2 separate regions of the Mus musculus genome follow, and region 1 is linked to region 2. Evidence: chromatin loops called from intact Hi-C (ENCODE). Cell type or tissue: left cerebral cortex. All regions are shown on one strand. Links, peaks and the distances in the headings refer to the core of each region. The heading gives the core; the rest is flanking DNA.

Evidence for each region. Hi-C counts contacts between places; a loop is a spot of excess contacts. Peaks named below come from ENCODE experiments on the same cell type or tissue, not always from the same donor. Only the 100,000 strongest peaks of a DNase experiment are listed, where the experiment ranks them.
Region 1: a loop joins it to region 2, with 10 times the contacts of the local background. A loop is called at or near these places in 12 of 42 quality-filtered maps.

Annotation. Positions count from the first base shown.
Region 1 is chrX:139,759,803-139,765,128 of GRCm38, forward strand. No RefSeq gene overlaps it. Among named protein-coding and RNA genes, the nearest start is that of Ripply1, 20 kb to the right of the region's middle. In left cerebral cortex, for the core only: a CTCF peak has its summit at 2,960 (motif pointing left); DNase peaks (open chromatin) are centred at 2,950 and 3,395.
Region 2 is chrX:139,417,643-139,422,968 of GRCm38, forward strand. No RefSeq gene overlaps it. Among named protein-coding and RNA genes, the nearest start is that of Radx, 60 kb to the right of the region's middle. In left cerebral cortex, for the core only: no CTCF peak of the experiment used is centred there; a DNase peak (open chromatin) is centred at 2,494.

The sequences.
Region 1 (5,326 bases), core at 103-5,102, 340 kb after region 2:
GCCTTAATAGGTCTTGTCCAGGCAATCTAGAGCAAATTCTTAAATGTCCAAAGACCGTCTCCTTAAAAGAACAGCATTTTTTCTTATGAGTTGTATGTGTATAAACAATTGCAAAATTGCAAATTCATAGTATCTGAGGGATGAAAAATTTTAAGCTTTGTTAACATTTATTTTTTGCCTTTCTCTTTTTTATTAGATATTTTCTTCATTTACATTTCAAATGCTATCCCCAAAGCCCCCTATCCCCTCCCCTGCCCTGCTCCCCAACCCACTCACTCTTGCTTCCTGGCCCTGGCATTCCCTTGTACTGGGGCATATGATCGTCGGTACTTATTTATTAATTATCTTATTTTAGAAATACCTCTTCAGACCTTTGTTTATTGGTAGAGTTTGAATGTCTATGTCTCTCCTTACAAAGTTCACATATTGAAACATAATCCCCAACATAAAATGGTATGAAGAGGGCAAAGTAAATGTTAATTAGGGGCCTAGAGGGATGGCTCAGCAGTGAAGAGCACTGACTGCTCTTCCAAAGGCTCTGACTTAAATTCCCAGCACCCACATGGCAGCTCACAACTGTCTATAACTCCAGTTCCAGGCGATCACACATCTTCACACAGACATATACGTAGGCAAAGTACCAATGCAAATAAAATACAATCATTAAAAATGTTAATTAGGTTAGAAAACATTAGTACCCTTACAAAAGAGACCCAAGAGAGCTGCCTTTTGTGCCTGGTGAAGACAGAAGGAAGTATACCATTTATGAAACAGCTTGTCTCTTGGTCTTTGACTTTCCCAGTGTCCAAAACTGTAAGTAATACATGTGTTGTTTATAAGGTGTTTTGTTACAGCAAGCAAAACATGGAGAAAATAATTTTAAACAGGTTTCTCTAGCTAATGAACTCGCTTCTTACATGTTTTGAATATTGGCCCTTTATTAGATAAATAGATTACAAGTGCTTTCTCCCCATCCCTGGGTTGTTTCTTCACACTGTTGTCCATTGCCTCAACGCTATCAGTGCTTTTAGTTTGATACACTCCCATAGTTTGGGTTGTGGCCTGTTCTTTTGGATTCATATTAAGGAAACTGCTCATGACAATTTCATAGAGTTTTGCAATCTTTAATCCATTACGTGTGATTTTTATATGATTTAAATAAATAATTCATTTTAATTCTCTCATTATTAGAAATTCAACTGTTGTAATTGATTGAAAAGACTTTATCTGATCAACTTTAATAAAGTCAACTGACCATAATATGTACCAACAGGTGGCACATGCCTTTAATCCCAGCACTCAGTAGGCAGAGGCAAGTGGGTCTCTGTGAGGTTGAGGCCAGCCTAGCCTGCATAGCAAGTTCCAGGACAGCCAGGGCTCCACAGAGAGACCGTGTCTAATAAAGAAAGAAGATAAAACCATTGGTACTATACTTGCCTAGCCCCCGTGTTCTAATATTCAACATCATACAAATTAATAAATGAAGACTTCTATAGGGAAGTCTACCCTCACTTGATACATACTCCAGTGAGGAGCAGTCCTGTCTGCACCTAAATTGTGTCCTTCTATTTGCTTCTCAGTGTAAATTTAAGTATTGATGCTCTGTACCAATTAACACTCTTCTCTAAATGTATTAGACTACTTTAAAATAGCAAACTCTAGACATTCTTGAAAGGCCAAAGCTATAGTGATAAAGAAGAGACCAGCGGCTGCTCTGGGTTTCAGGGTATGAGTCCATCTGAGCACAACGAAGCAACATTGCATGTTAGGAGATGATGGAACTTTCCTGTGTCCCGTAGTTGAGGCTGACCTCGAACTCGTAATTCTCCTGGTTCTAGCTTCTCAGGGTCATCTGCCTCACTACCATGCCTGATTTATTTATTTATTTATTTATTTTATTAATTTAGGGACATTTAAATTTTTTACCTTGATTTATTACATGGGGTGAGGCATGCATTAATGGTCATATGGCAGGCAGGGAAGAGTTTGCTTTCAGGAGTTGGCTCTCTTTCTCCACCACAGATTCATGGGATCAAACATAAGCCATCATACTTGTACAGAGAGAACTGAGCCATCTTGCTGGCCCTGGGAATTTTATAAAAATACTTTTATACCCTATGTTCTGATAACAGTTCCCCTCCCACAACTCCCAGACTCTCACCCAACGCCATGTCCTTTCTATCTCTTTCTCTTTAGAAAACAAACAGGCAAAAAGCAGGAAACAAACCAGAATTAAAAAAAAAAAAAACCTACAAGAAATAGACACACCAAAAAAAGAAAACATAAAAGTCCAGAGTTAGAAGCAATAATATAAAAACAGAGAACCCAGGAAGACAGAACATGCCCAAACAAAGCAACATGCAAAAGACAGTCTATAGAAATACCATTGAGGTCATGTTGTGCTGGCCACTGCTGGTCACCGGGCCCATTCTCAAGTGGGGTAAATATAACTAGTGAGTCTCCATTGAAGAAAACTATTTTTAACATGGCAAGCAGTTGTCAATTGGAGACAGATTCTTGGTTGGGCATGAGAGCCCATGTCTATTTCCCCTTGTCAAAACCGATGCCCCAGTGTAGAGGAATGCTTGGGTGGGGAAGTGGGAGTGGGTGGCTGGGTGGGTGGGGCAAGCACCCTCATAGAAGCAGGGGGAAGGGTAATGGGATAGCGGGTTTCCAGAGGGGAGACTTGGAAAGGGGAAAACATTTGAAATGCAAATAAATAAATAAAATATCCAATTTAAAAAATAAAGTGTAAATACACAAAATGGGGGAAAAGACCAAATTTAAAAAAAAAACAAAAAACAAAAAAACAAGAACCTAGGACCAAGTCCCGGCCCTTGGAAATTATAGGTGAATTATTTTGCCATGTGAACTCTAACCGCACAGATAAATGACTGAAGTCTTGTTGAATGAACATATACCTCAGTAAGTGCTGTAGAGCTACTGCCCCCTGCTGGGCCTTAGCTCCTTTGCTTCTCTCCAGAGATAACAATGTTGATTTCTAGAACTCACAAATTTGTTTCATCCATTTTTGAAAATTATATTCATGGAATCTTACATTTGTGATGAAATAGGTATTCTTTTGTCTTTAGCCTCTTTGATTGAGCATTGTGCTCATGAAATGCATTCATATGGTATCTCAATCATTGCTTCCCTTTGATTGTGCTCTGATAGTTCATTGTATAGCTATAGTTTAAAAATTCATTCTACTTTTGATGGAAATTTTGCTGTCCAATTTGGGAGAATTATATATAATGTGTCTGTAAGGATGGTTGTATTTGGATTTTTGTGCCCATATTTATGCACTTCTTTAAAGTATTTATAGATCTAGAAATAGAATTACTGAGGCATATGGGAACTCCACGTTGAATATTTTAAGGCACTGACAGATTGTTCTCTATGTGCTTGGACTGTTGTACATTTTCCGTAGCACTGGATCAGATTTCCACTTTCTCTGCATCCTTGCTAACACCTGTTATTTTCTGTCTTTTTATTACAGCTGTCTTAGTATGTAGTAATATCTCACTGCAGGTTTTCATTCGTATTAGCCTGACACTTAATATTGAACAGCATTTTATGATCTTTATAGTTATTATGAGATGATCTGTATCCACATCAGTTTCAGATATTGAAGCCTAGTACCTATTACCTCATAACATGAATTTGGAAACAGGGGATTTAAAGAGATGATTAAATAAAAAAATAAGCCCTTGTCCCAGTGAGAGCCAGTAGTTCCCCTGGGGGGGGGATGACACCCCTTGAGCTCTCTCCCTCATAAGGGAGGGGAGGGGGAGAAGGAGAGAGAGAAGGAGACAAGAATCATCAGGACTCTCGCTCCTTTGATCTCTTACTTCTCACTTCTCTCACTCCTCTCTTCTCTCTCCCCTCTCTTTGTCTTCTCTCCTCTCTCCTTTCTCTTTGTCCTCTCCTCTCCTCTCTCCTCTCTCTTACTCTCTTACTCTCTAGACCCCCTCTCTCTTTCTACCTTCTCTCTTTCTCCCTGCATTTCTATAATAAAGCACTTAAACCATAAAAACAAAACAAAAAAAGAATCATCAGGATATGTTGCATACATGTATGGCATCGTCAAAGAATATACTGGGGCCTATCTTAGTCAGGGTTTCTATTCCTGCACAAACATCATGACCAAGAAGCAGTTGGGGAGGAAAGGGTTTATTCAGCTTACACTTCCACATTGCTGTTGACCACCAAAGGAAGTCAGGACTGGAACTCAAGCAGGTCAGGAAGCAGGAGCTGATGCAGAGGCCATGGAGGGATGTTACTTACTGGCTTGCTTCCCCCGGCTTGTTCATCTTGCTTTCTTATAGAACCCAAGACTACCCAACCCAGGGATGGCACCACCCGCAATGGGACTCTCCCCCTTGATCACTAATCGAGAAAATGCCATACAACTGGATCTCATGGAGGCATTTCCTCAACTGAAGTGCCTTTCTCTGTGATAACTCCTGTGTCAAGTTGACACAAAACTAGTCAGTACAGGGCCTTAGGTTGGGGTGTTAGTCCTGCAAGAATGTTTTCATGTTAAGAAAATAAGACCTTCACAATATTATATATATATATATATACATATATATATGTATATATATATGAAATTATCTGAAAACAAATTTAATTGATAAACAATTTCCAGCATACAAGGGAAAGGAACTCGCAAGGCCCCAATCCTACCAAAGGAGTAATTACCAGTGGGTGGCTTGGTAGAAAAACAGTCACTTTTCTTTAAAGGTGTGGTCACTGATAGGTTGTCCAGGCTCCAATGGATGGCCCCACAATCACATGCATATGAGTATCAGTAATCGGGGAGGGAGAGGGAGAGGGAGAGGGAGAGGGGGAGGGGGAGGGGGAGGGGGAGGGGGAGGAGAAGAAGGAGAAGAAGGAGAAGGAGAAGAAGAAGAAGAAGAAGAAGAAGAAGAAGAAGAAGAAGAAGAAGAAGAAGAAGAAGAAGAAGAAGAAGAAGAAGAAGAAGAAGAAGGGAAAGAAGGGGAAGAAGGGGAAGAAGGGGAAGAAGGGGAAGAAGAAGAAGAAGAAGAAGAAGAAGAAGAAGAAGAAGAAGAAGAAGAAGAAGAAGAAGAAGAAGAAGAAGAAGAAGAAGAAGAAGAAGAAGAAGAAGAAGAAGAAGAAGAAGAAGAAGAAGAAGAAGAAGAAGAAGAAGGGGAAGGGGAAGGGGAAGGGGAAGAAGGGGAAGAAGGGGAAGAAGTTGGGAGGTGGGAAGCATTGGAGAGTAGTGAGGGTCGGAATGGGGAGTGAGGGGTGAATATGATCAGTGCATTATATACTTACACAAAACTTTAAAGAGTAAATACAA
Region 2 (5,326 bases), core at 110-5,109:
AATATCAATAAGAAACACCTTAGGGATGGAGAGACTGATTCAGTCTCATAGTTGAGGTGGTGAACTTCTTCAGGTTAGGTGTGGAGGCTCACAGTGGTGGCAGTAGAAGAGGAGGCTTTTTGCTCACATCTGACCATCTGAGTGGGTCAGGGAGCCGAGACAGGGCAGGAAATGATTTTAGGCTACAAATCTCAAAGTCTTCTATCAGTGATCCACTTCCTCCAATGAAGGTCTTTCTCCAAAAGATTCTACAACAAATCGTGCAGCCAGCTTAGGTACAAATGTTCAAACCCTCAAACCTATAGGAAACATTTTATAGCAAAGGGTTATGATGCAAAGTTACTTGACTAGGCTGGTAATGAATCCAAGTAATATAGCTCCCCCTCCCAGAGGGTTAGGAGGCTGCATTGCTTGATTTAGACTCTTCAGAGACAGACAAATTACCATGGCCATTCACACCAATTGTATGAATACCCTGCTAACTCCTTTCTGAAGAAAACAGAAGTGAACTAGTAGTCTAGAGGTTACCTTTAATATAACCTCCCCACCCCCAACACTACTCTAGACGTGGCTCTTCACAAATAGGAGAATCCTCCCACCCTGGTTTTTATGAGGACACACAGTATATGCATGCAAAACAGCGATAGCAAATGAACGTTACGCAGAATGAATAGCATCAGTAGAGCAAAGCAGCACTTGGAAAGATGGCCCAGAAATGATCACTATTAATCCTGGATTACTACATTTCCAGATCAAGTAGTCCTTGCCCCTCAAGAAAACATTATATATCCTGTTTTTTAAATCACCGTCATGTCATCTAAGTAAACAAAAATCGATTTCATCTTATACTTTTATGATCTGCTTTATTGTATCATTATGGAGGCATATGATGTATGGCCTCTGGACCCACCGGGGGACAGAGAGGTCTTTAGAATCACACCAAGTGAAGGTGCAAGAGATTAAGGTCAAACTGTATGATTGCTGAAGAAAAAATTTGTCCCTTGGTATCAGTTGGCTTCTTTATTCATCTAAAAAGAGACTGGCCTCCAAGGAGGAGTCTGGCTCCACAGAGATATTTTCTGTTGCAACTGGACAAACAGTAGCCTGTTCAACTCCTGTCTAGAAATTGGTTCAGTGTTCAGCACATTAATCTCTTCATTAATAACTCTTATTTTGGTTATGTGGTGGCTGGAGTTAATTCTAGGGTGTGTGTATGTGTGTGTGTTTGTGTGTGTGTGTGTGTGTGTGTGTGTGTGTGTGTGTGTGTGAGAGAGAGAGAGAGAGAGAGAGACTCTGTAGCTCAAGTTGTTCTGGAATTCACTGTGTAGGTTAGATTGGCTTCTAACTTACAGCAATCCTCCTGCCTCAGCCTCCAGTGTACTAGAATTACAGTTGAGAGCCAACATGTCAGCCTTGAAATCTTCACTTTATAGCCAAACACACATTGACTCATGGCTAGGTCCTACTCTAGGGCATCTATTTTTATGCTCATCATAAGCAGACTTGTCATTCTGTTCCTGATATAGTCAGTCTGGCATAGCTATGGCTACTGTATTTTGCTCCATACCATTTTGATTTTTTTTTTTTTTAGGCAGTCTCATTTACAATCCAGTCTGACCTCAAACTTACGGTCTTCCTGCCTTGCCCTTCAGCATCTGGAGTGCTAGGATTACGAGTGTGCATCACCACACCTAGCTCAGCTACTATATTGTAAGCAACTTCCTTTGTATTCATCTTGAGTTGGCCACAATTTTATTGAAACAGCAATTCAACACAACCGGCCGTGTTTGGAATGTTGCTCATATATCACGAGGTCTTGGGTGAGAGAGCCCACTGACTACCATTCACCATCTATCAGTGTGGCAATTCTTGTTCTAGTTCTAGATGGACTGACTGGATCTTTACCTGCTTCCTCTCTTTTGAAGGCCCTGCCTCCCTGTTATAGGAAGGTTCAAATTTGTAGGAGGGGAAACCATTTGGACAACTTAATGAAATATGGCCTGTCACTACTTGGGGACTAGTCATCAATGCACTTCAGTTTAAAGGAAAACCTACTCACCTTCTTCTTATTCCACCGGACAGGCAAATGCATTCCTTCTTCACATCAACGAATTGATCTGAGTGTCTTTATCTTTTCTCTTCCACAGAGGCATTGCCTATATTAGTAGTTTGCTATGTCAGTCCAATTAGAAACCTAATCGGAGGGCATGAAATAGGTATACTATAAAGAAAATGAATACGTAATTTAGCACACCAATTTGCCATCCTCCACAGGTGGCAAAAGAAGACAAGATTTAGTGAGTGAGTCAGTACAAAAAAGTTGATTACTAACAACACAGCAAACAGCCACAGTACCAGGCTGGGAGTTCCAGTTCACCTGTCCCTGAATTCCACTGCGTGACACTTCGGGAGCAGATGGCAGCTACAGATACTGGGTTTCGCCACAGCTGAGCAACTTGGGCTACAAATTCAGTGCCTTTATATAGCAAGTAGTTAACCAGCCAATCATTCTCCCGCAGGGAGGGAATGTTGGTACGGCAGTCCTGCTGTGGTGTCATGTCAGTAATTTTCCCTTCTCCCCAGTTCCCATCTAGAGCCTTAGGATCCATGGCTGCATATGTTTTCAGGGTCCATGCCAGCATGTCTAATCTGCATTTGAACTTCACACACACACACACACACACACACACACACACACACACACACACACACACACACACATTTCTGAGAGCAGGGACTTTACTTCCTGTAACAAGAGCTGCTCTGACAAGTTGGTGTGAGAGGCAATGAGAGCAAGGATCTTGAATGTGTCATCCTGTAAGCATCCTGGATTTGTAATGCATATGGAAGGTCTCCACGTAGGAAACTTGCTGTCTTCAAGCAAGCTGCAAAGGCAGAGATAGGAAGGCTATTGTCGCTGATCTGGATGCATAAGGGGAATGTAATAGTTCAAGATCCCAAATTCTCCCGTGCAAATCTTTACATCCAAGTGATCCAAGCGCAATTTTTTGAGGCCCTTGATTTTGATGTAGGAAAAGTTCAAGTTATGCTTCCAATTCCATTTCCAATCTGCCTCCTGACCCTGCTTTTCAGCTCAGTCTTACTCTTTTGTGGCAATCTCTTTAGACACAGCTGTAAAAGCTTTCTAGATTTTGGAAGGGTCTTGGGCTGATCCCAGACTGGTTTTTGTTTGTTTGTTTACATTTGTGCTTTTAGGTTTACTGTATCATAACCTAAATTATCAATTTTCAATGTGATAAATTTTACACAATGTGTAATATCCATGTGACAATAATGATAAACGGCTTATGGTCACATCCCACAATCACCTCTCCTTGCTTCAAGCTATTGAACTTCCCAAGAATTACCACGAATCTGACATATCTTACTGCATGTTACTTTTGCGTATTTTCCAGCTTTATGTAAAATGGATCCTATACTGTATAGTCTCTTGTGTCTTACTTGATTAACACACTTTGTAAAACTCACATATTTTGATGATTTTCTGTTTTCTTTGCTATATGATATTTCATTAAGCAATTCTTCCACACTTTATTCAATCAGTCTACTGTCCATGTGGGAAGCTTCAAGTTTTTAAGCTATTATAAATAGTGATGCTACAAACACATATACATTTTTCTGGTGCACTTCTGCTGGATCATTTCCTAGGAGTGAAATTGTTGCTTCATAGGCTGTGAAAAAATTATACACATAAGCTATTGCCATAGTCATCATATCTATGTATATTATATACATATAGTATATATAGGCAGTGTAGGCCAATTCTGATTACTTGCTGTCTTTACAAAGGTATGTTTTCAGGAGTTTTCATTTTAGCAATTAAGATGTAAGGGTGAATGCATTACAATAAATAAGCTTTAATTTCTATTTTCCAAATCCTTACAAATAATGAAAGTGAGAACCCTTTCACTTCATCATTATTTCTTTACACTACCATTTATTTTCAGATTGGCTGGTTGCCCATTTTGCATGTACATAAACCGTTTTGACACATTCTGGATAAAAATTTTGTTGGATAGACATATTCAAATTAAGAGTTCTTTTTTTTTCTTAATGAAAAGAGTTCTTAAGTTTTAATACTGTTCCTTCTTATAGTTGTTGTTTTGTTTTGTTGATCCCATTTGGTATATCCTGTTAAAGAAAGTGTTGCCTCCCACAAAGTCAGTAAAACGTTCCCTATTGGGGGTAGAAGGTCATGTCTGCTTGGGGAGGCCAGAGGACAATCCCAGCTGTCATTTCTCAAGCACTGCCCACCACCTTTTTTGGATACAAGGAACTCTCTCTGGTCTGGAACTTACCAAGTAAGCTGGACTAACTGTACACTGAGCCGCAGACATCCACCTGTCTCTATGTCCCCTGCTGGAATTACAAGCACGTTCCACCAAGCCTGGACTTAACTATGTGAGTTCTATGGATCAAACTCTGGCCCTTGCAAGCATTTAACCAACCGAGTTACTTCCTCAGGCCTCCTCAGGTCTCCTTTTGATTTGAAAACTCTTGACGTATATACCTCACAGCCTTTTCTGACTTTTAGTAGTTGAAAATTCTTCCCTCAGTATAGTATCACTTTTATCATGATTATGTTAACTATGTCTATGTATACTTGTGCATTTTATGTACTTTTGAGCAATTATATGTGCATACCATTTCAATAATCTCTATAGTCCTCCATCAGTTTATTTTTAGCGTACATTAATTATACAAAGTAATGTATTGAGTAATATATTATGACATTTTAATACATGAGTAGACTGTATTTCGATCATATTATTTTTTACATATTCCCAATAGTAGTTCCTAATAGTAGTCTGCTTTTTTTCTATTAAATTCTGCATATGAGAGAAAACATATGGTACTTGTAGTTATGAGACTGGCTTATTCTAATAAGTATGTTATTATCCACTTTCCTGAAGATGATATAATTTTGTATGTTATGGTTGAGTAAAAGCAGTCTCTCTCTCTCCCTCTCTCTCCCTCTCTCTCTCTCTCTCTCTCTCTCTCTCTCTCTCTCTCTCTCCTTCCCTCCCTCCCTCCCTCTCTCTCTCTCTCTCTCTCTCCCTCTCTCTTACACACACACACACACATATAGAGGCCTACTTACTATACAGATCATAGAATTTCTGTCTTAAGCTATATTTTCAATTTGAGTTTAATCTTTAGGACAATTTGTAGAGAGCAGATGCCTTGTAATAGTAAGCCTTCCTCCTTTTGTGAATGTCCCTTCCCTCAGTCTTAGTAGCTGAGTCAAAGAGAAAAGTATGGCAGATATTGCACATCTTCCATAGTACATTATCCTGAGTATCTG